Regions from separate parts of the Homo sapiens genome. Here region 1 is linked to region 2. The links are chromatin loops, found by intact Hi-C in ENCODE. Cell type or tissue: ascending aorta. All regions are shown on one strand. Each heading gives the region's core, and the rest is flanking DNA. Links, peaks and the distances in the headings are about the cores only.

Evidence for each region. A loop is a pair of places that touch in the nucleus more often than their neighbours do. Peaks named below come from ENCODE experiments on the same cell type or tissue, not always from the same donor. Only the 100,000 strongest peaks of a DNase experiment are listed, where the experiment ranks them.
Region 1: a loop joins it to region 2, with 6 times the contacts of the local background. A loop is called at or near these places in 10 of 110 quality-filtered maps.

Annotation. Positions count from the first base shown.
Region 1 is chr21:38,231,569-38,247,975 of GRCh38, reverse strand. It overlaps a transcript of KCNJ15 not described here and the pseudogene SPATA20P1. Among named protein-coding and RNA genes, the nearest start is that of KCNJ15, 17 kb to the left of the region's middle. RefSeq lists enhancers at 2,642-2,691, 2,772-2,851. In ascending aorta, for the core only: no CTCF peak of the experiment used is centred there; DNase peaks (open chromatin) are centred at 2,879, 6,535 and 6,775; H3K4me3 peaks cover 322 bases; H3K27ac peaks cover 5,786 bases.
Region 2 is chr21:38,335,374-38,351,780 of GRCh38, reverse strand. LINC01423 (long intergenic non-protein coding RNA 1423) reads left to right here and starts at 5,705. Exons shown (of 6, transcript NR_110545.1): 1 at 5,705-5,886. In ascending aorta, for the core only: a CTCF peak has its summit at 10,150; DNase peaks (open chromatin) are centred at 7,890, 9,930 and 11,460; H3K27ac peaks cover 6,956 bases.

The sequences.
Region 1 (16,407 bases), core at 2,853-10,852, 100 kb after region 2:
CTGAGTCCTAGAGATGGAATTTTAGTTTAGTTAACAGGAAGCCCACGCCAGCAAGGTGCTTTCTAGTGTTTGTTTGGTGTTGGATTTCTTCCTCAGATTGCAGTGAGTGGGGTGAGATTGGGAGGCACAGGTGATGGGAAGCTTCTTTCATAGTTGCACACTGGACCATGTGAATGTTTATGGGGAACATATGAGAACATGTAACCTAGGCACAAGCTGAAATAAAAATGACAATACTGATGCCAATCTTTCATCATAAGGCTAACCTTACATGTGGCCATGAAGAACATATGGGCATACAGAGTAACAGAGGATTCTATTAACTTCAGCATTTTATTCAATCAATCCATCCATCTACCTACATATCCATTCATCCATTTATCTACCTATGCATGCATGCATCTTTCCATCCATCCATCCATCCATCCATCCATCCATCCATCCATCCATCCACCTATGCATCTATCCAACCATCCATTTATCCATCTATCCATCCGTTTATCCATACATCCATTCATCCATACATCCATCCACCTATGCATCTATCCAACCATCCATTTATCCATCTATCCATCCGTTTATCCATACATCCATTCATCCATCCATCCATCCATCCATCCATCCACCTATGCATCTATCCATCCATCCATTTACCCATCGATCCATCCATCCACCTATGCATCTATCCATCTATCCATTTAGCCATACATCCATTTATCCATCCATCCATCCATCCATCCATCAATCCATTTATCCATCCATCCATCTACCTATGCATCCATCCATCCATCTGTCCATCCATCCATATACCTATACATCCATGCATCCATCCATCCATCCATCCATGCATCCATCCATCCATCCATCCATCCATGCATCCATCCATCCATCCATCCATCCATCCATCCATCCATCCATTCACCCATCCATCCATCCATCCACTTATGCATCCATCCATCTACCTATGCATCCATCCATCCATCCATCCTTCATTTTTTAGTTTTATTAAATGACTTTTCCTCTCTCTTAAAATTCAAGCTCAGTGTAACTTCTAACTTTGAAAGTTTCCTGTCAGAAGGGCTAAGTTCAAGTGTGGTTCTCAATATGCATTTATTCTATTATGAACAGTAAATCCCTGATGTTAAATTTGCAGAGTGAGATTGGTATTACCAGTCTGATAGATAAGCAGGTAAATAACAGCTCCCTTTAACCCACACACACACTCCTCATACCAGCCAGGTGCAAGTATTGTGGTAATAATGCAGACTAATGTAAAACATAATTTACCATCTAAAGATTATGTTGAAATTCTGCTTCCTTTGTAATATGTTCCTCTTTTTTAAAAATTAAAATCAAGCATTGGAGAGATTCAGACTTTGTCTGTGTTTTTAACACTAATCTTAACTAGCATTTTTAAAATGTTACCTCCAGGTCACTGTAACTCATCTCTTGAAGACCCCAAGCAGATAGTAGGGAATATAGAAATATTTGCATCCTTCACATTAGCTGCAACGAACTCAAAGCAAATCAAAAGCAGCCTCAGAATTCTTTTGGCCTGCATTCCACAGAAAGATTCTTCCAAAAGTTAATCTTCATCATATAGGCCAACAGTAACCAATACTCCTGGATCTGATTGAAATTGGCAACACGCAAAAAACTCTAGTGAGCTTAGAGCTTTAAGAAAAATCAAGACTTCTTCAGTGGGCATTATTCTTATTCCTAAGCCATTATCCAAAACAGCAAAGAAACCAGACCCTAGCCTAGATACATGATTCGTTTTAGCTCTGATGATAACAGCTGCTATTTGTTGAAGGTTTGCTGTGGATCAGGAATTAGATTTAAATGCCTTATGTCTACCGTGTCATTTAATTATTAATTTATTCTTATAGCATATTGACTATCATATCAACAAATCAGAGTATGTAAGACAGGTATTATTCTTCTTACTTTATAAATGATAAAACTAAGTCTTGAATTAAGTCACTTGCCCAAGGTCAAATAGTTGGTGAACTGAGAAGCAGAAATTCAAATCTTGATCTCACTTCACAGGCCTCACCTTGAATCACTGTACTGGACAGCCACCTCTGAATTCAGTCTTTGTGGGTGGTCTCAGGGTTAACTGGGCTGAACTAATGGTTCACACCACAAAAAAGGCAAAAATGGCCAAAAATGAACATGTGTCAGGCAAAGTTCTGTTTGATTTCCAGCTGTAAACACCTTTCATTCTCTTTCTCCTTCCTTCCTTTCTCTTTCTCTCTCTTTCTTTCTTTCCTTTCCTTCTTTCTTTCTTCCCTTTCCTTCTTTCTTTCTTCTTTCCTTTCTCTGTCTCTCTTTCCCTTCCCTTCCTTCCTCTCTCCTTCCTTCCCTCCTTTCTTTCTTTCTCTCTCTCTCTTTCTTTCTTTCTTTTCTTTCTTTGTTATTATAAATGGAATTACTTATAAGGATCTCGTATCCTGGTTTCAGATACAGTCTTATGAAGAGGTTCCCAGCTGAAGAGATTGGAAGGCAGATGGTAGCCCTCCTTTTTTCTTTCCAGTAGTATTTTTAGTGTCATGATGTAATGAAGTAAAGCAGTGGCCTCAACCCTGACCACATATTAGAATCACCCAGAAAGAATCACTCATTTTTTTTTTTAATGTCCAAGAGATTCTGATTTCATTGGTCTGGGGTGGGGCCTGGACATCAATGTTGTTTGTAAGATCCTGAGATGACTGGAATGAAGCCAGGCTGAGAATCAGGCATATGGCCACACAGAGAGGACTTTGGGAATAGAACCAGGATGCGGTAAACTCCGACGTAGAATCCAGGTCTCCAGCCCCGCCTTGCCTTCCCCTGAGCCTCTCTCTCTGACTTCCTTCTGTTTGTAGACCCTGTGATGACGGCGCCTGTAGAAACCTTCTGTGGTCATGGAGGTGTCTGTGCCATTTCCTGCACATCATGAATGAGTCACTAGCCCCTAAAGAGCATCTTAGACCGACAATACCCATGTGTTAACTAGCTCAGGATGTGTCCAATTCCTTTAGCTGATCCTTTGGTCAGCTCCAAGGCCACAATCTGGTTCGTTGATTACATCTTATTAGAAAGAAAAGAGATTCAGAGTACCTGCTGGTAGTCATTCATTCTGCAGATAATACTGTAAAAATTACAAGACTAACTACCAGCATCTCATTAGCAGCAGTTCTCCCCTCCCAGGGCTTGGGAGGAGACAAGGTTTTCCAGGGGTGAAAAGATGTTCCCCTCCCCAACTTACTTGAGTCCTTGAATCCTAGGGTGTGCAGGGACTAAGATGGAACCAGAGATAATGATGTTTTTGGCATGGTTAGGACTTGCTCAGTTCTGCCGGAGGAGGCAGTTGGAGACTGGAGGTACTCTTAGTGTCCTCTCCTGTCAGGCACTTCAATAGCTCTCCCAGAGATAAACCCACTCCAGATCAGATAAGGGCACTGCCTGGATGAAATAGAAAGCACTCCCAGGAGATGCGGAAGTTAGTTTGGTAACAGCCAGGTGAGGAAAGACAATAGATCTATATTCTGATCTTAAGGTCCAATTCAGGTCAGGTTTCTGCACCAAGCCTGGGATGTGTCGTGGTCCCTGCTTCCCTGGTATTTTTAGAGCTTGAACTAAGACACCAAAGTCCACCTCTTGGTCCTAAGTTGTATACAGACCTGGGAGAGAGAGAAGGAGGTACAATCTGGCTTACGTTACACAAAACACATCAAATCTGGTACAATTCTTTCTTTCCCTCTTCTAGACTTTGGTGGGTTCGAAACCAGTTTAACCACAAAAAGCAGTCACTAGCGGCTTTGTCTCAGGTTCAGTTTGTATAAACAAGATAGTCACAAAGACAAAAAAAAAATTAATAGGAGAAATAAAAAGACGGTTACATTTCTTAAGTGGGTCAAGCCTTATATAATCTAAAAATGAAATAAAGACCCAAGCTTGAGGGTCACTTAGCAAATCTTTATTCATATAACAAATGGCCAACAATAGAAATGAAACTTAAATGATCTCATGTAACTTACTCAGAAACACAGTGGAAACAAAGAGTTCGTTTTTAGAAAATGGTTATTTTATGACAATAACCGTCTAGTGCTGGGCCAGCAAACTATAGCTCCCAGGTCAAATGCAGCCTGTCATTTGTTTTTTGCAAATAAAGTTTCATTTCAAGACAGCCATGCCCATTTGTTCACAAATTGTTTATGGCTGTTTTCAGGCTAAAATGGCAGAGTTGCAGAGTTGTGATAAAGAAATATAGGCTGGGCATGGTGGCTCACGCCTATAATCCCAGCACTTTGGAAGGCCGAGGCGGGCAGATCACCTGAGGTCAGGAGCTCGAGACCAGCCTGGCCAACATGACAAAACCCCGTCTTTACTAAAAATACAAAAATTAGCAGGGCATGGTGGCAGGCTCCTGTAATCCCAGCTACTTGGGAGGCTGAGGCAGGAGAATAGCTTGAACCTGGGAGGTGGGGGTTGCAGTGAGCCGAGATCACGCCACTGCATTCCAGCCTGGGTGATACTCCATCTCAAAAAGTATGGCCGCGAAACTCAAAATATTTACTGCCTGGACTTCTTTCAGAAAAAGTTTGCCAACCCTCGATCTAGCAGATCAAATACTATAAAATACACCTTTTGAAACAGGCTTTCTGGGGAAAAAACAAAACAGGTTATTTCCAACAAATGATTATTGAGCACCTGAGTGTAAGTGTTGTCCTGTGAATTTCAGGAAATAAACAGATGCATCTTTAATAATCCTGCCCTTAAGAAAATTACAGCCCAGCAGGAAAAAAAAAATCAGAAAAGAAGATAAACAATTTTAAAGTGTCAAAGCTCAAAAAGCCACACAAAATCTTAACTTTCTAAAAACGTGGCCCAAATCTCAGTAATTATAATGATAAGAAGATTAAAAGCAAGAGAAGTTCAATAACTGAGCTGAAGTCACACAGCCAGGTAGAGAGGCAGGGCTTGAATCCCTATCTTTGTTTCTTCCTTGCATACTACACCATTTGATTTAATCATTTTATTTGTTCAACATTTACCAGGTTTTAATTTAGCATCTACAGTGGGCCCGGCACCCTTCCATAGGATATGGAGACTGCAGTAAACAAAACAGACTTCCTACCCAGACGAGCTTACTGTCTCTTTCCCTTAAGCTTATAAGTGAGCATACAAATAGTTTGTGTAATGAAGATGTGGGCTGGGGGAACACAGAGCAGGTGGCAGGAGGGGAAGGTGTCCCTGATGAGGCTGCTGTTAGATAGAGCCTCCTGGGGATGGAGGAGTCAGCCAAGAAGTTGCACAGAAAGAGCTTTAGCAGGGAAGGCCTCCAGAAGAGAGATGCTGGGCGTGTGTCAGGAGAGGCACGAGGGCAAGGGCTTAGGGAAAGACGTCCTATCGATCTTCATAGGCCATCTGAAGAACTTGAAATGGAGCTACTTGGGGAATTTAAAATGGTTCCAATGTTGGATAAAGCCCCACCTCTTTAAACTCTTTGCCTCTGAGTGCTGGTTTGGTTGGGTCTCAAAGAGTATGTGTGTGAGTGTGTGGCAGGCACCATGGGGTCGGAGTTTCCACATATAGCCCCGTGTGCAATCTTGGTTCACAGTAACCCCAGCTCACTATCACTGGGGCAGAACCTGCATCAGAGAAGCAGCAGTGGAAACAGCGTGCATTTAGGATCAACTTCAAGTTGATTTGGGAAGTGCATAACTACCATATTGCTGGTTCCCTGGTTACATTTTCTGTTTGGGTAAACAATCAAGAGATGGTATGAAAATTGCACATCCAAGTCTTGCCTGCACAAAACAAAATGACCAATTATCACAACGTGGATTAGAGGTGACTAGAGCCCAGAAGTGTGGCCGTGGGCTCCAGGATCATCAGCCTGTTAAGAATAATCCTCTCTGGACAGTGGAAAGCCGCTTTTCAAACACCGACTCTGGGACCATGTGGACAGAGGGCAAAAAGGGAGCAAGGGAGAAAGCCATTTTTTTTTTTTTTTTTTTTTTAGATGGAGTCTTGCTCTGTCACCCAGGCTGAAGGGCAGTGGCATAATCTTGGCTCACTGCAACTTCCACCTCCCTGGTTCAAGCGATTCTCCTGCCTCAGTCTTCCAAGTAGCTGGGATTACAGGTGCCCATCACAATGTCCAGCTAATTTTTTTTGTATTTTAGTAGAGACGGGGTTTCACCATGTTGCCCAGACTGGTCTCAAACTCCTGAGCTCAAGCAATCCGCCCTCCTTGGCCTCCCAAAGTGCTATGATTACAGGCATGAGCCTCCATGCCCAGCCGTGAGCAAGTCATTCTTAAACAATTTAGACTAAAATGTGAGATAATTCATGAAGGGTGGAAATCCCAGATTGCTTCGATAGTATATTTTGCCCAGATTTATTTAGGTAGTTGCCTCAGCATTTCACACTGTAACAAATTCACTGTTGGTAGCAGAGGACCTGGATCTAAGAGGCCAAGTTCATTTGCACGAGATGAAAATTCCACCGTGCTGTCCCAGGCCTCTGCCATTCGCCGGCAGACTGGGAGTGTCCAGCAGGCCCCGTCACAGAGACTGTGGGCTCACCCTGCCCACTTGTGTTTTGAACTCTAATATCCCAACCTTTGCTGAGAAATCTAGAACAAAATCAATACTCCACTGCAGAGGGAGGGTGGCTTGGATGTTTTGCACTTGGAGAAACTGCAAACCTGAAAATTATCAGGAAGAAAAAGAAAAATCTTACCAAAGCGCAAACCAGACACTTGGCACCCACCCTGTGTGACACAGGGCTCCCCGCCTGGCAGGAAAACCACAGTAAAGAACTGATTATGCTGTTAGAACGCATTCCATGGGCTGTCCAGGGCTATTTTTATTTTACAATAAAGTACAATATGTTCCATGATGTTCTCTATCCTGGGCATTCTTCCTTGTATTTGCATACTCATTAATCCTGGTAAATCACAGAGAATCTGTCAATAATTTGAACAAATTAACCAGATTTGGGTGTGTTTATTAACTTCAAGAGCAATATTAATACACATGTATCATTTTTATTATAAGCAGAACACCAGTGGCTGGTACCACCTGTTGAGTATGAAAGCCCTGAATGCGAGATGTGCATTTCAAGAAACTGAGCTCCAGGAAGACAGACTAAATGCCAAGGTTTTACAGACTAAATGCCAAAGTATGATGCTCATCAGCAAAAGGAACCATATTTTTAAATCTTTTTGTTTTTTAAAGAGAGATCAATTTTGAAAATAATGTTTGGTCAAGTGTTATTTGGTCAAAAAATGTACTAAATCCATGTAATAGAGCATTCCAGGAACTTTACCCATAAGAAAATAAATGTTCCTGTTTTAACTTAGACTCCATAAAAATTAAAACTGTTTTGGAAGAAGGAATGGCTTCCCTGTAACATAATGGATATTCAACAACTCAGATGCATTTTGAGAACAACTTTCCATCCACCTCTGAAAGGAAAACAGACAACTGGTGTAAAATTACTCCTAAAGCCCAGACCATGTATTAATACTTGAACTGAAGAAAAACTTCCTTGCTAATGCTTAACTTGTTATCTTAACCACTTTTGCTTTTTCAGAACTTCCTAGCTACTTTTTAACCATTTCCAATCAGGAAAACTGGCCAGAGTGGCTTCAAATATAATCATTAGGCCTCTAAGGAAGGTCTAGACTTGATGAACTTTGCAAATTCCTCCTTGTTTTTATTCTTTGCAGACTTAGAAAAGTCTAGAGGTCAAGATGGGGTTAGCCACCTGCAATGCTACGATGGGAGTCTATATTTCTTGATGGCCATTAAAAAAATAACAGGAAAGCAGCAATCACTGTAATAAAATGTGCTGGTACTTGGAGAAATAAAGGTAGAAAGAGGTAGAAAGAACCCATAAATTTAAGTACAACTATCAAACTATTCATGGAGAAAAAATAGGGCATACACTCCAAAACTAGAGGCTAAGAGGCTGCAATAAAAACAAAGCTCATATATGCAAATTTACACCTTGTAAGAAAACGTAAATAAACCACAATTCTTGTTCTAATGTTTTAACGTCAACTTTGCTGACAAGATCAGGAAACTTGAGCCAAACATCTGCATCAAATGATAAATTCATGGCAAAAATGTCCTGTTTCCACTGTAGGGCAGTCACGGCAAAGCAGACATAAAATAAATGTTTTCTACTTTACTTAAAGTTGGGATATGGGCCCAAGCTGACTTCTCCACACTAGGAGTGGTGGCACTTGTATTTTGTTTGTAACTCAATTTTTTACTTTAAGATAAGGTTGGCAGACCTACGATTTCTCGTATCTTTGGTTTGCTCACTGGCCTGCAAAGATCTTGTGCATCTATGCCATACCTTGTTCTCTGTATATTATTTCTAATTAGTTTTCCTAGGGTACCAAAAATGTGGTTGAAATTAAGTACCTTTTCGGCCTTGCCAGCTGCAATGGAATTTTTTTTTGAAGCTCATCAAGAGAATAAAGGGGAGAAAGTGAAAAAATAAAAATAAATCAGGACCCCAGAAGAGGCTTCGCAGAACGCATGTGCTCAGATTCTCTGCCAAGGGAGTCCTCTAGACTGCTAGTTTTTGGGGAGGTGGGGTCCCTGAGCCGAGAGCCATAACTAGCTATTGAATTGAACATATTTTATGGCTTCGTGGCTTTGTGACCTTGTCGTGGTCAAACAGCAACCTGTGGGAACTGAGCAGTGGTCACAAACATCAAAGTTGTAAAATAAATGTCAAATCAAAGAGATTTCTGGTTGAATCCTTAGAGGTAAGTGTCAACATGCCTTTAGGGACACCTGCCTCACTGAAATATTAAACACAAAAGCAGCTAGTTCTGAATGCTTCTCCATCAGCACCATAAACATAGATCTTTTCTTCCTCCTCTAATAGCAAGCCAATAACCACCTTCTCAATGGAAAATGGTGCTTCTGCAAGTCACCCTTCATCACCACCCAGACATTTATTGTCATATTTGAAAACTATTGGTAGGGCTTTAACTTGCAGATCTTCCCAAGTGACTTGCTTTTCAACTGCAGAATTATTTTTAAGCAGGGAGCAACATCTGAGTACAAAAATGTGAGAGAGAGAGAAAGGTTAAAGAGAGAACTGAAAGGGAGAATCATTTTTTACTATACTTTTGTTTTTCTACACCACGCTCTGGACAATAACATATTGGAAAGCACTTTTATCTAATCATTCTGACTCTTCTCCCCTCTTTTCCTTCCAGTGGGGAAAACAACTTCCTCTTCTGAACAATCTTTCAGAGGACATTCCTCCTAGAGTTTAAAACATTACAGTCTCCAGAGCCCAGCGCCAATTCCGTGTCAGCCCACAACCCGCTCTGGTTGCACAGCTTCACGAGTCACAAGGACTGGATGGACAAGTGTGTGTGCCTAGTGACTGCCTTCTCCCAGCACATGCACCATGTCCCGGTGGCATTGCCGGAGATGGTCCGTGCCCTCTCAGCCCAGCAGCAGACCCTCAGGCAGATCACCATCTGTGGAGACCGCCAGGCCAAGGACACCAAAGTTCTGGTGCAGTGCGTCCACCCTGTCTACATTCCTAACATGGTGCTGATTCTGGCTGATGGGGACCCCTCGAGTTTCCTGTCCCACTGGCTGCCTTTCCTGAGTACCCTCCGAAGGCAGGAAGACCAGGCCACTGCGTATGTGTGTGAGAATCAAGCCTGCTCAATGCTCATCATGGATCCCTGTGAATTACGAAAACTGCTACATCCGTGACTGCCCCAACCCTCTTGGGCTGGGGCAGAAGGTAGAGCTTCCCAACTGACTAAAGACTCAGGTCCTGCAGGGCCGTGTAGAACTTGTGGCCATCCCTGAGCACCCTGCCACCAGGTGACTTCAGCCATACTCACTGCCTCCCTTGGGCACCCACTCACCCTAGAATAAACTTAACAGTATCCTACGGTGGGGAAAAAATTACAGTCTCCAGCCTAGAGGACAGAATTAGGCTGTTTTGCTTTCTATCGTTATTGTTACTGTTGTTCTTGTTGTTGTTTTTAGCTTGTGTGTTCCCTTTGTCTTTGCAATTAACAGAAGGACATACCATTGCGATGGATCTTTAGGATGCCCATATTTATAGCTGAACACACTCACTGGGCCCTGCTGTGTCCCAAAGGGTAGCTCTCTTCTTCCTTCTCATGGTTTTCCTCTTGCTCCTTCAAGCTTTGGAAAAGGCTACATTACTGTAGTTCACTGGACTTGGTTATGTAACAAAAGTGAGCCAGGTACCTCAACACCATTGATCCTTGTGGACAGCCAAGGTCACTTTTCATCTTTGAATGGAGGTCAGCAGGAAAGACGAGATGGCTGGGCTGGCAGAGTCTGCTGCCTGCCCCCCCGCTCACCTCCATCCTGCACTCCTGTGCTAACAGCCCTCCATTGTGGCCACTAAAACACCACATTTCTCAGCCTGCTGTAAGATGCCAGGAGAAGGGTATTGAGACAGTGCAATAAAGAGTCTGACTACATTTCTGATGTCTGGCTGCATTCAAATCTCATTACTCCCTCTTCTCCTTTTGTTCCATATCCAGGAAGCTGAAAAGAAGGCCCAGGTGCTCCCTCCTTTGGAATTGGTGGGAAATTTAAACCCCACAAGCCTCTACCCCTGTGCAAAAGCCTTCACCCCAGCCTCATCTCTACCCACAATAAACGCCAAGCCAGTCTCTCTTCTCTGGATTCTAAAGCTATTTTTGGATCATTATGTAAGCAATAAACCTTTCCATACTTTCTTAGTGGATTCATATATGGTATCATCAGTCTCAACATCTGAACCAAATTTTGGGTGAGAAGTTCGTCCTGCCTCTGGGAAATCTCTTTAGAAGAGTTTGCCAATAGACATGTCATCTTTGCCCATTGCCCCTTTCCCTTCCTCTTGCTGCTGGTGGACCAAACAGCCCTCTTGTAACACAGAGTACCACGCCTGTGCCAAGGATGACTGAGTAGAAATGAAAAGGAACTGGGTCCCTGGTGACATTGTGAGTTACCCTCCCACCCATAGACTGTCTGCTTCTGGACCCTTCAGTCAGGAAGAACAAGCTGAATGTGTGCAGCCGCTTATAGTTGAAGATAATCCCAAACATAAGGCTTATGATTGAATAATCTTTTATGACTTCAGGAGCAGAAATCAGTATTTTTCCTGGGATGTGAACAGGCAACAAACATAATACTTGTACCACACATAGGAGTAAGCCATTCTCAGTGGAGGGCCCCTGTAGCTAAGGGACACTGGAATTTCCAGGGCTAACCTCATTTTGGGTGAAACGTTAGGGGAAACAAGGCTGCATAAATTCACAGGGAGAGCCTGTTTCCATCACTGGAAAATGGTCTGAAAATCAGTCTACAGTAGATTTTAAAGATAGTTTCAGAACAAAGCATCTGACTTGGGAATCCACCCATATGTGTCTATCTCATGCTGTTAATGGGCTTAAGAAAATGAAAGTGTCAGGAAGAAACGGCATGTTTATGGAGCACCAAGTCAGCCACTAGCAAAGTACTAGATATGCAGACAGAGGAGAATACAGGCTTCCTCCCCTACCCCCTGGTGGAGGGTATTTGTGCAGTAATACTCTAAAAAGTCATTAAGAGAATGACATCAGGTGCCTTCTAATAGAATTAGAATTTGATTTCATTTGTCCAAAGCTTTTGTTATGTTTATATTTTTCTATATGGATACAAATACCAGCCAGAGCAAGTGACGGTGAAGAAAATCATGTCAGCCAGGTACAGGAAACTGAAAGCTAGACTCACCATCCCTGCCTCAATAAGCCCAATGGCATTTCTCATCCTGACCTGGCAGGTAAGACAGAAAACAGAGGGGTTGGGATGCAGAGCCTCCTGGGCCTCCATATAAGCATTGGGATGAAACAATATAATATTTATTTTTTGAAGAAATGCATGAATAAAAAGTCTATGGGCAAAAGGAAATAATACAATTGTGGAACAGAAATATTAACACAATCTAAACCATTTATCATTAGAAAAATGATATATTCTGGAAAAAAACATTTCTAATTGAAGCTCATCAAAGATCCAAATGTTTTATCTTTATATTTCACTTAGTTGTCAGTAAAAATTGCAAACAACTTCTAGAGTGCTTTACAGATGAACAGATGTTGATATCTTTAAGCGGTATTTTATAAGTAACTTTAAGTACTCAGTATCTTAGTAATTTTGCTAGTCCACATTTCAAAGACAAAATTTGAAACATTCATATTATTGATAGAGTAAATGTGCAATCAAAACAAAGAAAAAAACAGGAGGACAAATTATACTCACTGAGCTCTTGCTGTGGCACTCCCTATGGTAGCAATCGAGGGTATCTACACTTGATTTTCAAGGAATAATAAATAAGCTCAAATTCCAGCTCAACTTTTTTTGTTTGTTTTTTTGCTTGAGATGAAGTCTTGCTCTGTTGCCTGGGCTGGAGTGCAGTGGCACGACTTTGGCTCACTGCAACCTCCACCTCCCAGGTTCAAGCCATTCTCCTGACTCAGCCTCCTGAGTAGCTGGGATTACAGGCGCGTGCCACGACGCCCAGCTAATTTTCGTATGTTTAGTAGAGACGAGGATTCACCATGTTGGCCAGGCTGGTCTGAAACTCCTGACCTCATTTGATCCACCAACCTCGGCCTCCCAAAGTGCTGGGATCACAGGAGTGAGCCACCATGCCCAGTCCCAGCTCAACTTTAAAAAAAAAAAAATAAGAAATTTAGTTAAATCTCAAAGCAGTTTGTGAAATGATTTTCTGACAAAAAAAGAAATGGAAAGAAACGTCTGCTTCAAGAAAGAACCTTCAAAAAAGAGTGCAACGTTTCTGTGTCCAAAGAGTGATTATAGCTACTCTTCAATGAGTACACTGATTTTATTTTTCCTGAAAGTTAAGGTCTCAGTGGAACTCCCAGTATTTCTTGATTTTAGCATGAAATACCTTATGTGGGTGTCGAGACATCATATCTGTGTTTGAGCATGGAGAAAGTGATCTAGCAACACACCCAACCTGCCTGACAGGTATTGTCTGTACCTGAATGGCTTACTCATGAGTCACAAAACATCTCTGTTGCCAGATTTGCGTTTGATTTCATTCTTACTTGTCTGACTCGGGATGCTGAACAAATTTTAAAATTCAAAAATATAAAACATTGTAAAAAAGGATTTGCTCATTATTCAGCTTCTGAAAAAAGATGTCTTTATGCATAAACTCATATTTGTTGAAGTGTTTATATAAGAAAAAGAGCTCTCTAGTAATTCTAACTGCAATATTCATGTTGGTTCTCTATAACCATAGGAATATCAGACATTGAAGCAGTTGTGATAGTTTCAGTGCATTGCTGTCCTGTTCATAAAAGGCTCCAGAGTTGTGAAACTCTCGTTAATAACTTGGAAAGTTCCTTTAGGCTTAGCCTTGGGCAGTCTTTTGAACAGATCACAAAGTTACAAAGTCTCTTAATTACCATTGTTAATTCTTGCTAGAAGGAAGTTGTTTCTATTGGGTGTTTCTCTTTAGTCGGCCAGGAACCCAGGGCTGCAGTAAGTAATCATTTTTCTATATTGTGTAGAATAATTGGACACAAGGGTGTCCAATCTTTTGGCTTCCCTAGGCCACATTGGAAGAAGAAGAATTGTCTTGGGCCACATAAAATACACTAACACTAAAAATAGCTCATGAGAAAAAAAGAAACCCTCAATGTCTTAAGAAAGTTTATGAATTTGTGTTGGGCCACATTCAAAGCCATCCTGGGCTACATGTGGTCCCCAGGCCGCAGGTTGGACAAGCTTGGTGTAGACCTTTCACTCAAAATATAATCTAGGGCTTATAACAAAGATAAAATCTAACATATTTATCAAAAAGAGCCCAAAGGAGGTGAAAGGGAGTGGAGCTGTGTTGGAGGAAGCTGACAACTGTTGGTAACCTGAATGCACAGGAAATAAATGAAGAGACTCAGAAAGGATAAATAAGAAGATTAATGAAAGAAATTCTACAAATACGTATTTCTCTCCTTTCTTCTCTCAGCTTCTTTAAAAGACATAAAACTATATAAAGTAATAATTATAACAATATATTTTTAGGTTCGTTACATATATATAGGTAATATGTATAATAACAATATTAAAAAAGAGGAAGAGAGAATAGAGCTATGTAAGAGTAAAGTGTCTATATTTTACTTGCATTAAGGTAGTACACATCATTCTGATAAGTTAATATATAAACTGTTCATACTATTCCCTTATAATAATTTTTATTTCTGTAAAATTAGTGATGATATTCCCTCTTTAATTCTTGATTTTAATAATTTGAGTCTTCTCTCTTTTTTCTTAGTCAGTCTACACAGCCCTAGGGCAACCACTAAGAAAACAGCTAAAAATATACTAAAAATCACTAAAAATTAAAATATTATACTTCAAACATTAATTTAATACAAAAGAAAGTAATAAAGGTGGAACAGAGGAACAAAATGTGATATGAGACATATAGAAAGCAAAGAGTAAAATGGCAGACATATATCCAATCACAGTAATAATTATGCAATGTGAATGGATTAAACAGTCAAATCAAAAGGCATAAGTTGTTAAATTGGATAAAAAAACAAGATTCAGCTATATATTGTCCACAGAGGATAAGTTGAAAGTAAAAGAATGAAAAAAGATATGTCGTGCCACTAGCAACTTTAGAGAGCCAGAGTGGTTATGCTAATATCAGACAAAATCAACTTTAAGACCAGAAAATATTAGTGGAGATAAGGAAGACACATAATAATGATAAAAGGGCCAATCTATGAGAAAAAGGTAATAATTATAATCATATAAATACCTAACAACAGTGTCCCAAAATACATAAAGCAAAAACTTATGGAATTGAAGGAAGAAACAGACAATTCAACAATAATAGTTAGGGACTACAAAATCTCACTTTCAATAATGTATAGAATGGGAAGAAGGTTATAAAGGATATATAATTATAAACAAACAACACTATAACAAACTAGAACTAACAAACATCTATAGACCATCCGCCCACAAACAGTAGAATATACATCTTCTTTTCAAGTGTACATGGAGCTTTTTTCAGGACAGTCCATATGCTAGGCCATAAAACAAGCCTCAGTAAATTTAAAAGGTTTGAATAATGCAAAGTATATTCTCCAATGACATTGGAATCAAATCAGAAATTAATAATAGAATAAAATTTTAAAAATGTATAAATATTTGGAAATTAAATAACACATTCATAAATAAAACCAGTGATTCAAAGAAGAAGTCATATGGGAAATTCAGAAATCCTTTGAGATAAATTAAAACAAAAACACACCAAACTAAAATGAATTGGATGCAGTTAAAGCAATGTTTAGAAGAAAATGTATAGCCATAAATATCTACATTATAAAAGAAGAAAGACCTCAAATCAATTACCCAAACTTCCACCTTAAGACACTGCAAAAATAAGAGAAAATGAAACCTAAAGTAAGCATAAGAAAGTAATACATAAAAAATAGAGCACTAATTAATGCAATAAAGATTAGAAAAGTTATATCAAAACTTAATAACCAAAAGTTGATTCCTTGGTCAAACCAACACAGTTGACCAAATTTCAGCTTGATTGACTAAGAAAAAAAGAGAGAAGACTCAAATTATTAAAATCGAGAATTAAAGAGGGAATATTATTACTAACCTTACAGAAATAAAACATATTATAAGGGAATGGTATGAAAGATTGTATGCCATGGACATAAATGAAATGGACAAATTTCTAAAAACACATAAACCACTGCAACTGACTCAAGAGGAAATAGAAAATCTTAAAAAAAAAAAAACCTCTAATGAATGAGTAATTTTAAAACTTCCCAGAAGAAAAGCCCAGACCCAGATAATTTCACTAGTGCATTCTACCAATTATTTAAAGAATCATTATTTATTCAAATGATTATTACAATTATTCAAAAACTCTTTGAAAAAATAGAAAACAATTCCTAGCTCATTTTATGAGGTTGGTTATATGGACACAAAAACAAAAGATATCACAAGAAAACCAGACCTACATCTATTACGAATATAAACACAAAAGTTCTCAACAAAATACAAGCAAATTAAATATGGATACATACAAAAAGGATTACACACTCACTATGACAAAGTGGGATATATCTCAGAAATATAATGCTGGTCTAACATCCAAAAAACCAGTCGATATAATGCCCCATATCAATAGAAAGAAGAACAAAAAAACACGTGGTCATTTCAATAGAGCATAAAAAGCATGTAACAAAATCCAAAATCCATTTATGATAAAAAAAAAACTATTCAATAAACTAGGAATAGAGGAAAACTTCTTCAGCTTGATGAAGGGTATCTACAAAAACAAAACAAACAATACAAAATCTCA
Region 2 (16,407 bases), core at 5,743-13,742:
CCTCCCTTCCTTCCTTCCTTCTTTCCTTTCCTGCCTTCCTTCCTTCCCTTTCTCTCTCTCTCTCTCCCCCTGTCCTTCCTTCTCCTTTCTCTTCCCTTCCTTTCCCTCCCTTCCCTTCTTTCTTTTCCCTCAGTATGGGGTGAGGAAGGATTAGTTACAGCCAGCAGAGGCTATGGAAGCCAAAGCTTCTCCGATTTATACGTGCACATGCGATCACTCCAGGATCTGGAAAAGATACAGACTCTGAGTCGTGGGTCTGAGGTGAGCCTGAGCTTCAGCATTTCCAGCAAGCCTGGGACATGCTGGGCAGCAAGCCTCATGGAGGCGTCAAGGAATACAGCGCCGAGCATCAGCCGAGCCTGGTCTTGCTCTGATGAGGCCCAACGGGGGCTGGTGACGGCAATGAGGAGGCCCGGCCCTTGCGAGCAGCCAGCAGCGCCAGGACCAGCTGTCCTGAAATCTGCAGGCTTGCATCTTGGCTCTTGGGGATCTTTTGAGCTCAACAGGCTCCCATGAAGTCCAGGGAAAGGGACTGAGGAGGTGGAGAGGGAGAGATGAAGACACGGAGGGCATCGTGTTGGGCGTCCCTGTGAATGGTGGAGGAGAGAGAGGTGATGGGATGTGCCCCTTTCAGGCTGGACCCACCCAGCCCCTCTGAGCTTCAGAATCCTCCAAACAGAGAATCAGAAAACACCCCAGATGTGAGATTAGGGTTTTCCAAAGTGTGGTGCAGCTACAAAGGCAGCCCAGTCTGAGTTTCCAGGGATGGGACCGCTTGCTATGCTGCCCAGGCAATTCTGACCCACAGCAAAGTTAGATAACCACATCACCACAGCGCTCTCCAGCCTTGAAGGCTTCTCCTTCCCAGTGAGCTGAACTCTCTTCCCTACAGATGTCTCAATAGGCTTGGGGGAGGGGCTGCTGTACCCAGTCCTTCTCTCTCTCCAGAGGAACTGGAGGCCACTTAAACCTGGTCCCATAGCTGCCAAGAGTGGGGCCAGGACAGAGTCCAGATGGGTGGCCTGCCCCCTCTGCACAGCCACCTCCTTCTCCTCTTGCCCTCGGCAATGCCCTGCTCAGCAACCTACTGCTTCCCTCTCAGGCATTTGCTCAAGTCTGTATCTCTTGCCTCCTATCCCAGTATTTCCAACCCACCTGTGTAATGCATTCCTCACCTGACAGCACACTGAACTTTCCGATCAGATCCCTGACTGCCTCTGCCTCCACGCACACATTTTCTTTGGTTCCCAGCTACTACAGAGAAAAGCCCCACTCGTTACTTCTGAAGAAACTCGGCAATTTGTCAGTGGCTTACTTGCCACCACTCCGCTCCGCATTTCCCAAGCTTCAGCCATGCTGACCACCCCATTTTCCTCATTTCCAGCTTCCTCAGTTTGCTTATACTTGGAAACTCATCTTTCTAGAGCTCCTTAGCCCTCTGCTTCTCCCTGCCAAAATCTTTCCCATCCTTGTAGGCCCTGCATAAATACTCTTTTTCTCTAGTGACTTCTGTGAAGTAACCACTCCCTCCTTGGACTGCCTGTGACATTACAAATGCCACTGTGTAGCTGGAAAGCTCTTTGCGTCATTCAGAAGTGGGGTCTTATTCATCTTGAAATGCCCAGAGCCTAGCCCAGTGCCGGGCACTTTGCAGATGTGCAACACTTATTGACTGGCTGAGAGAGTGAATGAATTATTGAATGAATGACTGTGTACACATGGCCCACCCTAACCATTTGAGCTCCATGATCCCCAGGAATTTAGGATCTTCTACTGATTGATGAAGGCAATTAAGCAGAATTTTTGTGTCTTTAGCCCAAAAGGTATAAACAAATATTGTTTGCCCTCTGTTTATCTTTCCCTGAATAGATAGTTGGTAGCAGAAACGTGACATCATAAAGGCTAACCACAAAGATACACCGGAGAAAAACTGATTCTGTTGGTCAAACAACTAAAATTGTCTGTGTCTTAGAATTTGTGAATATTATTTATTGGATTTATTCAAAGATAATGGAAACTGTTTGTGCTCTTATACTATGAACTGTGATTCTAAAACCATTTTCAAAGTCAAGTCAAGTAGTTTAGATTTTGGTTGACTGACCTTATTAAAAGAGTATGAAAATAAATCTTTTGAGATTCACTAGGATAGACGTCAGAGAGACCTGAGATGCGTTAGTCTCTAGGGAGTGTGGGCAACAAATTAGATGAAGTAGGTTATCTTATTTCATCTTGGAGTCTAGCCAGGCTCCCGAAATAAGATCGTCCCCACCTTCCACTTAAGTAACTAAACACATGCTCCAGCCATGGAATTACCCAGATCACTGATGCAGTGATGTTTTCTTGGCTCCAGCCTTTTAGATCAGTTGTCCACTCTGCCCGTGTTCCCCAGGTAATTCGCAAACACTGTTCCACTTTGCTTCCTGTAACTATAGCCAGAGACATGTGGAACAGTCAAGAGAGTCACTATTTCCATCACTGTTCATGAGCAATTTTCTTACTTAAACCACATCGCTCCAACCCTCCCCTCAGAAAACAACCCAAACCGAGAATATGTTTTCTTAAGAAACCTCAGTCAAATATCTCGGCTAGTTTTCCATTTTCTTTTAGCAGATTCCAGGAAACGGGGGTGTAGGGGTGCCTTAGGAAGCCCCAACTTCTGAGATTCCAGACAGGACCCTCCCATCCCCATCCTGAGAAAGGTTAGCTAGGGGTCAGGTGTGTGTGTTTTGTTGCGTTTTCTCTTTCTCCTAGTACAAGCAAAAGGATAAGTTCAGGTTTTTCTGCTTTATTCTCTCAAGAAATGATTGCTTAAAAAAAAAGATGGTCACACGTGAGGTTTTCCTTTCTCTTAGGTACAGATGGTGACAATTACTGGGACACTTAGCTACTTGTTTCTATGCAGTGCTGGAACCTCAGTGAATCTTAGCAAAGACCCTGCACTCTTTCCTGTGAGCAGCTGCTGCCAGGGACTAGAGAGAAATGAGGCGAGACCTGTCTGTTTCACAGAGTCTCCATTCCCCAGGAAATCCTTCCCCAAATCACTCATGATTGTGCTCGCCAAGGCTTCATAAACAAAGACATTTTCCCTACCAAGACCTGCAGTATGTAGGAATCCCTCTTTCCTTCAAACCGTCAGACCTCTCCCACCCTCAAGGTGAGAAGTCTCCAGTGTCCTGGGAAGCAACGAAATGTGTGACTCAGTTGCCTGCCTTGTAACCATCCCGTGAGGGGCCACAACCCATGGGACCTGCACCTTCTGAGGCAGGTTGACTTTCTGGAGGTCTCAGCAGAGAAAACGAAATGGAGGCAAGCCACAACTGCCACCTCTTTTGCCAGAGGAGACTCCAAGAATCACAGTAGGCCAGGTGATAGGCTTTCCCCCTTGGAACAAGCTTTAAGGAAAGATAAGGGCTTATTGCAAAAGGAGTCGCTTCATCCATCATCTGTGTAAAACAGTTACCTTTCACTTTCTGAGACTCTCTTCAAACAAACTTCTTTCCTTATTCTCTAAACTGCTGCTCTCACTAACCAAATGCCATAGACGAGCCTTCCTTTACAAGCAACGGAGCAAATGACAACCATTCTTGTGGCTGAACAGTGGCAAAACATCTTCCAGATCATAAGCCAAGCCATCCTGTCTAGGAAGATGTGTAGAAACTGCCCTCATGGCTCATGACCGCTGTTCTGGCAAGAGAGGCCCCCGGCATCCGAAAAGCAAGAACAGGAGGTAACTGGAAGGGATTCCTCCAGTTCCAGAGACTCGAGCTGTGAAACAAACAACAATCCAAGAGTGTTCATGTGCTGCGATTTCCACTAGGGATAATAACTGCTACCATCGCTTGGCTATTGCCTGCCAGGCTCTGGGCTTTCTCTTAGGTATATCATCTCATTGCAGCCTCTCAAGAACCATATTTTACAGATAGAAAAACTGAGGTTTAGACAGATTAATAAATTGGGCAAAGACATAATCTCACAACTCATAAATCGTAGGGCTTGGAGTCGGGCTCAGAAATCTCTTCTCTTAACCAGCCCTCATGCTCAACTGCCCTCTCCTTGCATAGCAGGGACTGTCCTGCTTCCCGTGATGATTTCGCATGAGGATGTGCTGGGCTGAGGAGGGGTGAGGACACTCTTGCTTCTGGAAGGGGACTTTAAGGGAGACAGTGGCTCCTTTCCTGTGTGCACAGGAGCCAGATTATATTAAACAGGTGACTATTCCAGATGGATCGTAGTCAAACAGAAAGAGCCAGAATATTGTAGGAGGATAAAACCAGGTATCCTTAAAAGAATACAACACTACGAAATATGTCACCGGGACATCTCAAATCTCTGCAAGTCCCAGTGGACTCATGCTGTCCCCGACCTCCTGTCCGTCCTGATACTGCAACCCTGGTTTTCTTCTGGACCCCTATATCTCAGTGTCTCTCACTGCCACCCCATCACTCTCCCAAAAACCATCTCCCCACATCCCTGTGGCCAAAGTGTAACTGAGTTCTGACTTTTCTTTTGATCTCCTACACGCTTGAAAATCCATCCACTTCTTTCCAATTCCACTGCTGTCACTCAAATTTGGATTACTAAAATAGCTGTCCATCTGGTCTACCCACCATGTAGTATTGTGTAGTTACCTGTATGGCTTTGCAGCCAGACAGCTTGGTTGGCATCATGTTTGTTTGTTCTCTGTGTATTTTCATGTCTTCATCTTTAAAATGGGGATCTTAATAGTACCTTTTTTTTTTTGAGACAGACTCCCACTCTGTCACCCAGGCTGGAGTTCAATGGCACTATCTCGACTCACTGCAACCTCTGCCTCCCAGGTTCAAGTGATTCTCCTTCCTACGCCTCCTGAGTAGCTGGGATTACAGGCGCCAGCCACCATGCCTGGCTAATTTTTGTATTTTAGTAGAGACAGGGTTTCACCATATTGGCCAGGCTGGTCTTGAACTCCTGACCTCAGGCAATCCACCCACCTTGGCCTCCCAAAGTGCTGGGATTACAAGCGTGAGCCACTGCACCCGGCCAATAGTACCTATTTTATTGGGTGCCTGTGCTTCATTTAAACACTTAGAACTGTGTCAAGCACGTAGTAAATCAACCAATGCTCATGGTTGTTAATGCTACCCACTCTGACCTCCCTGCCATCCATCCTTCCCTCTGCAGCTGGTATAACCATCTGCCTGCTGCTTAAGGCCCTTCCACAACTCCCCGTTGTATTCAGGATAAAGCTAATAGTCTTTGACCTGCCAGGACTTGCTCAACTTGGCCCTCATCCTCTCCCCAGCCCGTTTTCAGCTCTTGCCTCCCAACTTCTCCCAGCTTCACCCTCGTGTTCCAGGCCTTCTGCTCTCTGCTCCCCTGACCATGAGGACTTCTTGGGACTCATATTCATCTCAGATTGCAATCACCTTCCCTTCCTCCTTTGTCGACATACCTCCTTCTCGTCATTCAGTTCTCATTTCAAGTGTGACTTCCTCAGGGAGGCCTTCTGTAACTCCTGTTACTTGGCTTATTCCCTGTGGGAGGTTTTTATTTGTTTGCAGGTTTAGTTAATTTCCATCTCCCTATGTGTGTGGACTGGCCTGGAGTTTAACACATAGGTAGCAGGTGTTCAATATGATCTATGGGTGAGAGTTTAATGAGATAGTACCCTCCCCTCTCCCATGACTTCTAGCAGCTAACTCCTCCCTGCAAGGACTTCCTCAGCCTGGGGATTGAAGCTCAGGGTGGAAATGGCTGCCTTTCTGGCTGCCATTTTCAAGGTCCTGCTGTCTTTCCAAGCTTTGGCTGGAGAAGGGGGAAATGTCACTAGCAGATGGGGTGTTACCATCTCCCGTGCACACTGGCATCCACGGTCGTAGGAGATCCTCATGATGACTCAAATGTCAGGTAGGATCATTATTGTCCTTGTTTCTTAACTTGCAAAAAGAGGCCCTGAGACATTGACTTATCCATGACCACACAGCTCGTGAGTGACAAAACTAAGGTGAGAAAGAGGTCCCAGGAACCTAACACATGTTTCTTTGTCACTGTGCTCCAGTGCCTTGCTGAAGCAGACACCCAGACAAGGAATGGCAATGACAGCACAAAGAAGATGAGTGTGTCCCCTGCCTTCTTCATTCTCCTCTTAGTCTTTGAGAATTTCCATTGGCTACATTTCCTAGTGGTCACAGTCGTGTTCTCTGGAGGCAGATTCTGAGATGCATTTTAAGGGATAGGATATTTGTTAATGGATTTTAAGGGATAGGATATTTGGTGCCCTTGAGATCGACACCAGTGGAAGTGAGGACAAGAAAAGTTTGAGTGGACAGAGGTGGGAGCTGAGCAGTGATGCAGAGGAGACAGCCTCAGCGGATGCCAGGGAAGCTCAGGAGCTAAAATGGCTTAGCAGCATTGTTCAGCATTGGGTTAAAATGACCCAGTGGTACCTTTATACACCTGCCTGGATCTGTCAGTTGTGGGATGCCCTAGTCAGGCATCTCTCTGCAACTGCAGCCACTTCTGAAGGGTATAATGGCCCTCCTGGCAGCTGCGGCCATCTGTCCATAGAGAGGGGATCTGGGCAGGTGCCATTGTACCTGCCACGCTAATTTTGTCTTCCTGCGTTCGCTTCTCATTTTCTGATTCTGCCCTTTCCCCTATTCCTTCCCTCACTTATTCAATCACCAATTAATCAATCTGGAAAGAGTTTTTCTGAATGAATTTCTAGTATTATGTGGCCTGGTGGTGCAGGGGTGGCGATGTGCCTGGGTATATAGGATTCTTGGCCTGGGATACCTGACACTGAGGGGATTATGTGGCTTAAGTAGTTAACAATAAAGAATGAAGATAAAAGGAATTTAGCCTTTTCCATTGGAGTTTTTATTTTCCAGCCCCTCCAGTTCCAATTCTTGTGAGCAAACTTCCTACCAAACTGAGTGACTATGTAATATTTATCCTTGCAAAATGCCCAGCAGCAATAGGACCCATGTCCTGCAGACCTTGCTTCTGTTCAGCAATTTTTTCTTTGTCAAGGGCTTCAATGCATGCTTGATTTCTCCTATCAAGGGAGGCACAGTGGATAGCACCTCCCTCCTCAAACTGAGAGGATATGGAGAGGTTGGTCCCATGCCTGAGGCCATGGTGCCCACTCATGGTAGAGCAGGAGGAAATGGGGGTCGTTCAACACTCAAGTCTGTTCACTCTCCAGGCTTTTAGGAAGAAGGAGGCCAGGCAGGGGTATAACACCCTTCTGTGTGACGGTTTAATTTTTGTGCAAATATCTGGACTCCTCTTAGTATCCAATTAGATTATTTATGCTGTAAAACTTGAGATAATTGGCTATCCTTTTGGTCTCAGAAGGGTTTCCTTTTAGAGTCAGAAGGTTTGTTGGAACCTCTAGGGAGGCAGAAAGTGCAGGCACCAGCAGAAGAAGTCAGCAAAAAGCTCCAAGGAGGTTTATTTAATGTCTCATCATCATCATCGTCATCACAATTATTATTATTCATTTTTTGCCTCTCTGGAAAGACGGGGCTCCAGTTTCCATTGAGTGAAGCTTTAAGCTGGCTCATAACCCACTTACTCTCTGCTCTTCTGCACTCCAATCTGCTGAGATGTCTGTAAATCTGTGCCACCAACTATGGTGTTCAGACAGTCTGAAGATTATTTCAACCAGACCAGAGATTGATTTTAGTTTCCCACAAGTAGAAACAAGCTCAAGTCAGCTCAGCAACTTACTTGACTTGGAGCCACTCTTTTTTGTTTATTCCTCTTCTTTCCCGTTGCAAACTCCTAATCTCTCTTGGCATCAGGACTTGGTCTTTTGCTGTAGGAGCCACACCAATGGATACCACTCAACCAAAGTGACCCTGGGACAGAGCCAGTATAAACACGGTCCCTCGTGAGTCAAGCGTCTGGGATAAGTGAACAAACACTGGGCTGAAAACCTGGGACTGGCTGGTTGTTTAAGAGCTATCACCTGCTCCTTCGTTCTCATTGTAGCCCAGGGCTGGCTGGGTCAGGGGGTGCATGTCTCATCCAGAACCACACAGAGGCCAACATTTTATCAACGCTCACCAACCAAGTAAACATTTGACCAGCTTACTTTTTCCTTGCTTTGCTCAACTTGATAACAGAGAAAGTGTTCTGGAGAGAGAAGGGATGGCAGTGTTAGCAGAAATAACTGCTCTAATCTCAGCAGTGGGAGGATTCGCTGCTTGGCCTTCCTCACGGGTGGGAAAGAACATTTTTCACCCAAATCAAGAGTGGTCTTTTTCACCCAGTGAAGCTGCTGTGTTTGACTTTGTTGAGGATGTGGAAGGAACTATTTAATTACTATAATGTGGGAAAGACTGAGCAAAAATATTGTTTAACAGCCCAAACGATTGAGGTGGTCCAATTAAAGAGCTGACCCTTCAGTCTTCTCGTGATTCCTGCCATTCCTGGAAGATCTACTTTCCTTGCTTGCAGGACATTTATGAGGCCAGCACCTCCTGAGGAAATGCTGGAGTTTAGCTTATAACTAAACTCCTTAGTTAGAAATAGGATTATAAATATATTGGTAACAAGGGATCCAGAGAGTATTATAGTAGACAGACTGGGTGCTCAATCAAAAACTGTGCTTCTGTTTCATTAGAGTCTTTGGGAAGTGGGAATGTTGAGATGGGAAAGATACAAAAAAATTAGAGAAGATGTTTGTGCAGGAGATTTTCCCTCCCAGCCAGGTCATAAACTCCTGGGTTGAATGTCTCCATAAATTCCTATTTGCTTTAGGAGATCAACTGGGGATGTAACATGTCAGAAGGAATCCAACCCATATTTCACAAGCAGGCGAGAGAGAGTGAAGTGGCTAATGACCAACATCTTTAGAGACAACTTGAGTAATACAGAGCTGATAATTTTTTCCTGGGGTGAAAGACCTGCCAACAGCTGCTCTTGGAGATATTCCAAGGCTGGCCCATCAGAGTGCAAAGAGCAAGTCAAGGAAAGAAACTGAGGGTAATAAATATACCTTGGTCTTTTCAGGATCCTTATAGAAACAGGTTCACCTGCCAAAACATGACACCTTCCAATCTTATTGTACTTGTCTGTGATTAGAAGAAGGTCACCAATTTGATGCATTGGCGAACATGAGAGTATATGATCAAAAGGAGAACAAGTGAGTGGGATGAGGGTAGCCTTCCTGTCTTGCCCAGGTGGCAACGATGACCTGCTAGGAAATATCTACAAGCTCTGAGAAATTAGAGCAGAAGAAATAAAAATCAAGGGCTTATGGTGTTTGGTGGACTAAAAAGTTCAATAAATGCCCTTTCAAGTCAGAATGATCATTCATGCCATCAATATTTATTTAATTCTTCTTAGTATTAAATAAATTATTTAATACTAAGTATTAGCCAGCAGCAACCTAAGCATTAGGGATAAAATAAGAAGAGAGGGTGTCTTTGCAGTCACTGAGCTAAAATGTTGCTCTATGGATAGGGGCTAATTGAAGACATGGCTACCACAATGGTGTGCATTTTTTCAAGAGTTTTACCAGGCTTCAAACCTTTTGGTGGAGAGCGTACAAGGTTTAAGAGGAAGACGTCTAATGCTCAACTACTTGGATAACTTCAAGTGCAAAGGCCCCAACTTCAGAAATGTCCCTTTAAGCCTCCTGACCTCTTCATGGCTAAGGTTCTTAATTTTGCTATATCCAGAGGAATGGGACCACTTGGTCACTCATGGGGCAATGCAGGCTCTCCCAGGTGGGTGCCTGGAGCAGCAGTGACTATCTATGACTTCACATCTCTGCCCTCACTTGGGGCCTGTTGCCTTTGGCCCTTGGTCTAAGCCCTGCCCATATATGTCCTCTGGCTCAAGCTCTGATGATCACATGAGACACTTTTCCTTAGACCCAAAAACAGGATTGTTGGTCAGCTAGCAGAATGGGCTGGTGGCCCCCTGGCAAGGATGCCGGCTGTGACTCAAAGGCACCAGGATTGGGCAAGGGAAAACCCCTTTAGGGAAACCAATGAAGGTCCTTGGGGGAAAAGAACGGAGACTTGTGGTGGGGAATTGGCGACTCTGGACAAAAATAGACCTGGAAGAAAAGCAAAGGCGTCACTACCAGGAACCAGGTCTGCTGGGAAGTGCTGGGGGAAGGCCAACCAGGAGCGCCTGGTCAGGAAGCCAAGGGCACTGCAGCCTCTGTGCTCTGAAGCCATTGTAGGCTGGGTAAGAAGGTGTGTGATTACTGGGACTCTGTGTTCTATACCCTTTCCCCAAAGAGAACAAGGTATCTGACAGTCCTACGTGATCTTCTGAGGATGGCAGATCAGAGTATTGGAATTTGAGGTCTACCCAGATAATCTGGAAGGTGTGGGTATCCTGTTGGAGAGGAGGTGGTGCTTCTCCCCCACCCCATGTGAAGGGATGTCATTATATATTTTTGTTGTCTCTTTGCTTCTTCTTTTCTCTTATTTATTAATTGCTTGAAAACATGGGCAGGCAGGAGGATATTAGTTTCTCCATTGATCTTTGTACTTTATTTTCCACATACACCTTAAGAGAATAAGGAAAAATCTATCTATCACTGTGTATTTTTGTAAGCTACCGTCCAAATGTTTTCATAAGTTTTAGAAAGTTCATTTCTTGGTAAAAAAAAAAATAAATAAGACAAATATGCAATACTCTATATGATGAAATAAAAGAATGATTGGTGACAATTAAATAAATGTTATGTGATTTGATAAAACAAGTTTATTGAATGAAACACACCAACTCTAAAAGGAATCTCTTAAGATTATCTGCACATTTTATGTAACGTGTTTTAAAGAATTTGGTAGTCCCACAAAGCATTTTATTCACATTTATGAGAACAAATGACACTAATCTAAATGGCTTTGGCTGTTCTACATTCAGAATATCACAAAACAGGTCTAAACATTATTTTTAACACCAAGCTTCACCATTAGCAGAAGTATCCCTCAGTTAGGGAAAGGCTGGAGGCCCTATGGCTCAGTGGGCCTTGATTAATTATGAAGATAGTCTTTTGAGACAATACTTCGATTCCTTTTGTAGAATGCCAGGTGTGTATTTCAACTAGGGTAATAAGCCACAGAAATATTTAAAGTAGATGAGGGGCACCAGTGTTCTACAGTGGGGAAAGTATATTCTGAATGCAGGCTCATTCTCAGATCAGTTTTAGAAAGGTTACTGTCTTATCATAGGTCCTTTGAAAGCAGACTCTGAGAGCTGAGTGCTGACGTTTATTGGGGAGTGTTCTTGGGAGATACACATGTAAGGGAGTGAGGATGGCAGAACTGGGCAGAGAGAGAAGCTGACCTGTGATGGTGCTATGACTGAGACCTCAGTTGCTTCCACAGGAGCTCCATAACCGGAATGATCCATCAGAGTTTTCCCAAATTGAAGAAAAGGGGCTGGACCTACATACCCATGCAGAAGCCAGTCATTGGCGACACTCGTCCCCTGGGAGGGGGCACGCACTTGGGCTAGACAGGTCTCTGTGTCATTGTTGGCCTCTGCTGCTGATGGGTTGGACATGCAGCAGCAGCCAAAGCTAGATCAGCCTTGATGAGAGGGAGCCCTTGCTGTTAGGTCCAGGCACAACCTGAATCTCCTTCTCTGTCACCTTAGCTACTCTGTGAGCTCCTTGTGCCAGAATTGAGATGGCTGATCATAGCTGGCTGAGTCATTCTGTCTATCTGTGCCATGGTGCCTCTTACAGACTAAATTTTGTCCCTCCGCTTTCAAATGCATGGGTTGAAGCCTTAACCTCCAATATGACCGTATTTGAAGATAGGGCCTTTAAAGAGGTAATTAAGATTAAATGAGGTTATAAGAGTAGCACACTAATCCAGTATGACTGATGTCCTTATAAGGAGGGGGAGATGCACCAAGGATGTGTGCACACGAAGGAAAGACCAGGTAAGGAAACAGTGAAAAGGTGGCTGTCTGCAAGTCAAGGAAAGAGGCCTCAGGAGAAATCTATATCAGTCCTACATGAAGGGGAACTACTTCTGGTCTTTTTTGCTGATACATAGGGCAAAGTACACATTTCCAGGTCAAGGGCAGCACCCCTGTGCACACCATGTTCTAAAGGCTGTGTTAATCTCTCTTTGCCACGTATGGCACACTTGCTACAATGGATGCTACTACTTGCTTGAGTTTGTGATAGCCCGTTGTCATCTCCATGACCCTCTGATTTCTGTAGTGGCCAGACTGATGGATTTGTTGCTGGAAAATAGGGTCCCAATCCAGATCTCAAAAGAGGATTCTTGTATCTCATGCAGGAAAGAATTCAAGGCAAGTCACAGAGCACAGTGAAAGAAGCAAGTTTATTAGAAACTACTCCATTACATTCCTCAGGAAGCAAGCAGAGGAATGTATCATCTTTATTTTAAGTTTAATTTTTTATATAGGGGTCTTGTCTATGTAGAGACTAAACCAAGTTGTGCCCACATACGGGTGGGCTGACAGCATGACAAAATTATTCTATTGATTTAAATAAAACTATCCTTGACATTTTAGTGTGTAAGTACATCAAAGCGTAACTATAATTATCTTGGAAACATATATGAGTATTGGGACATCTGGACTTTTTGTTGTTGTAGGAGTGTGTCCTTGTAGCATCACTAAGCTGCTTCCTTAGCTGTAAACATCTCAGGACCATGGGTCGTGACTGGCAAGAAATATGCCTTGCCAGTTTTAAGATGGAATTGATTTAAAAATGGTGTCACTTTGGCTCGCCTGGGCTCCTGCTTCCCTAACAGATTAAATTGGGATATGGCAATGATACCACCCTTGCCTTCTTCAAATTTTTGCTGGTACCACTAAGCTCCATTGTTCTCCTGGGGATGCATTTTGTTTTTTTAAAAATTATTTTGACCAAGGACAGGGGTTGGGTTTCTATTTGGCTTTCCCCGGTATTAAAACTCTTATGCTACAGGTCAAGGTTCCAATGTGAGACTTTTGACAACCACCAAGCATTTTCATTCCAACTCTCTATTGAGTGATTAGGAAAACAACCACTCAGTGGTCTATGAGTCAAACAAATCCACTGTAAGCTAGACCTGGGCCAGGACTCCATGTATTACCTGGCTCCCGTATGTCCCCAGCTATCAATGTCAATTCAGACTCTATGACCAACAATCCTACAAGGTCTGGGCATTCTCCTTATTCCAATGCATGCTTACTTGAGCTCATGGCCCTAGGCTTCAGAGTCCCCACTGGGACTGAGCCCCATGCGCCTGCAGCAGTAGCCCACTGACTAGCGTGTCCTCTACTGATCCCCTCCCCTTCCCAGCACTTGTTCCCCTCTCCCTCACTGTGCTTCCTGGATCCCTGCCCAAGAAACTGCTTGCATAGAAAATCTTTGTCCAAAGGTCCACTTTCAGGGGATCCCAAAGTAAGATACGCAGAGTCTTCTGCAAAGTTGGGACAATAGTATCCATTCAATTGCAGCAATGCCAGACTTAGCTCTTACGTCCAAGTTAAAGCATTTGCCACAAAGTCATATTCCTCACTCTCCTTATTCCTTGCCACCACAGGACACTTGTTTCCCTTGATGGGAGGACGTTCCCACCCTTCTTTGGAAAAGGTGACCCATCCATATACACTTCTTAGCAGATCTAGGGAGGGAGAAAGAACCTGGATGAGAGTAAAGAGCGCAGGCATGTGAGTGCACAGGGAGGTCTGGAGCACCAAGCTTGGGAATGCCTTTGGGCTTTCTTTGCTTTGACCGAGCGCCTTGCTGTATATAACAGGTAAGGGCAGGCCACATACTTTAGTTTTCCTCCAGGTGCCTTGCACAACGCTTCGCCTATAGAAGGCACCTACTGACTATTTGTCTTATAACTGAGCAAGAGCTTTGGGATTTGCCCTGTGCCCACTTGGCACAGCAGTGGGCCTCTGTGGGAGGGACTGAAAATCACCTGGAGATTTCCTTTAAAAAATAAAAAACAAAAACACAATCATGCCCCTCCCAGGATCTGTACCTTCCTGCCTGGGGAAAAGGCACCTGTGGGGGCCAGTAGGCATGAATCAGTCCACATCCCGAGGTGTGTACAAAAGAGAAATCTGTGTTTTTTATTTACTTAAATTTTATTTCAAGAGAACCATTTCTTCACCAAGCTGGATCATTTCCTGAAAGTTCCTCTTTGTAAAGGGCTGAATTCGGACTCCTAAAATTCTTCTGTTGAAGTTCTAACTTCCAGTACCTCCGAATGTGATGGTATTTGGAGACAGGACCACTAAAGAGGCAATTAAGTTACTATGAGATCATTAGAGTGGGCCCTAAATCCATATGATCAGTGTTGTAATGAGGATATTAGGACACAGACAGGCACAGAGAGAAGCCCATGTGAAGACACAGGCAGAAGACAGTCATCCACAAGCCAAGGAGAGAGGCCTCAGAAATAGCCAAGTGACACCTTGATCTTGGACTTCTGACCTCTAGAAGTGCTACAAAAAAAAAAGTCTGTTGTTGAAGCCACCCAGTCTGTGGAATTGTTGGGGCAGCCCTAGCAAACCAAGGCACTTTCCTTACTCTGTGACCAGATCATGGTCTCAGGGACATATGTAGGTTGTGGAACTGCTGAGTGGGGTGGGGGCAGGAGTGGATCCTCTGGTCCTCATTGGGCCTCATCATCAGTCTATATACATTACAGTCCATTGACTGGCCCTTGGGGCAATTAGGCCTGAGGTTCAAAGCCCCATTTGGGGTGAAGATACCTTTCTCAAGTACCTAAGAGGACCAGGCAGCTGCCGCCTTCCTGGGACCTTGCTGAGCTATCCCAGTCTCCTCCCCACACCCCAGGAGAATATCTCCCTGACCTGGGGAAAATTGCCTGATCTGGGGAAATGTTCCTTCTGTTTATTGGTCCAGTATTTTTTGTTTCTACTCTGATCTGATTTGGTTCTGTGTCCCCATCCAAATCTCATGTTGAGTTGTAATCTCCAGTGTTGAGAGAGGGACCTGGTGGGAGGTGATTGGCTCATGGGGGGTGGACTTCCCCTTTTGTTGTTCTCGTGATAGTGAGTTCTCATGAGATCTGATCATTTAAAAGTGTGTGGCACTTTCCCCTTGTCTCTCTCTCCCTCCTGCTCCACTATGGTAAAACGTGCTTCCCCTTCACCTTCCGCCATGATTGTAAGTTTCTTGAGGCCTCCCAGTCATGCTTCCTGTTAAGCCTGCAGAACTGAATCAATTAAACCTCTTTTCTTAATCAATTACCCAGTTTCAGGTAGTTCTTTATAGCAATAATGGGCTAATACATACCCCTAAGCCCTTTTATTTTGCCAGCTCAGTAGATTCTCTGAAATCCCCCAGGGGCTTAGACTTCCAGAAGACCAAAGCTGGGCAATTTCTGCCTTTATTTCTACTGCATCCCACCAGGGGACAGTGAACACAGAGCCCACTCACTTTTTAAATAAGGGACAGGAATAGGACGATGAAAACCTCTGGCATCCACACCTAACTGACTTTTCCCAGGTGATTGGAGAATGCCTCTCTGTCTCTCCATCTAGAGCTCTAGGGAGAGGGGTACCCCAGCATGGGAACTTCACACGGGAAATGCTCAGTGAGTGTTGGATGGCTCACCTCATACTGGTTGGCAGAGCATGAGAGTGGAACACACTGGTTTGGATTTGGGGCATGGGCAGGTGGACTCAGATGAGACCAGGGCTCTCATGAGGATGCAGCTGTGCAAATTAAGCACTTCCCCAGGCCTCAGCAGCCTTGGGGTGCAAATAGGTCACAGCATGTTAAAAAAAAATCAGGCTCAGCCCCTACTGACTCTTCCAGGACCTCTTTCATGTGCCTCCATCTCTCCCAGAGACCTCTTGGTGTCCTCCGGTTGGGCTCTCATGCTCATTACCAAGGGCATCCAAGTCAAGTTGCGATGTGGTTCTGTATTCTCCTCCCCACTCAGGTCTGGCTCATGGAGGGCACTTTTTACCATGAACACTGGCAAAGCCACCACCATGACTGATACTTGTTATTAGGGGCTGCTGTTGCCTATGACGTATGCCAGTGGCTAAGAAGCTGGGTAGTGGGTTGAATGGTGACCCCCAAAAGATACGTCCGAGTCCTAATCCCGAGTACCTGTGAATGTGACTTCATCTGGAAAAAAAACATCTTTTCAGATATAATTAAGGGAAGGATCTGCAGATGAGATCATCCTGGATTGATTAGGTGGGCCCCAAATCCAATGACAGGAGTCTTCAGAAGAGACAAAAGAGAAAACACAGACAGAAAGAAGAGATTGGAGTGACACAGCCGCAAGCCAGTGGATGCCTGGAGAGACCAGAAGCTGGAGGCGGCAAATGGCAGATTCTCCTCTTGAGTCTCCAGAGGGTGCCATGGCCCTGTGGACCCTTTGACTTCAGATTGCTGGCCTCTAGAACTGTGAGACAATACATTTCTGTTGTTTT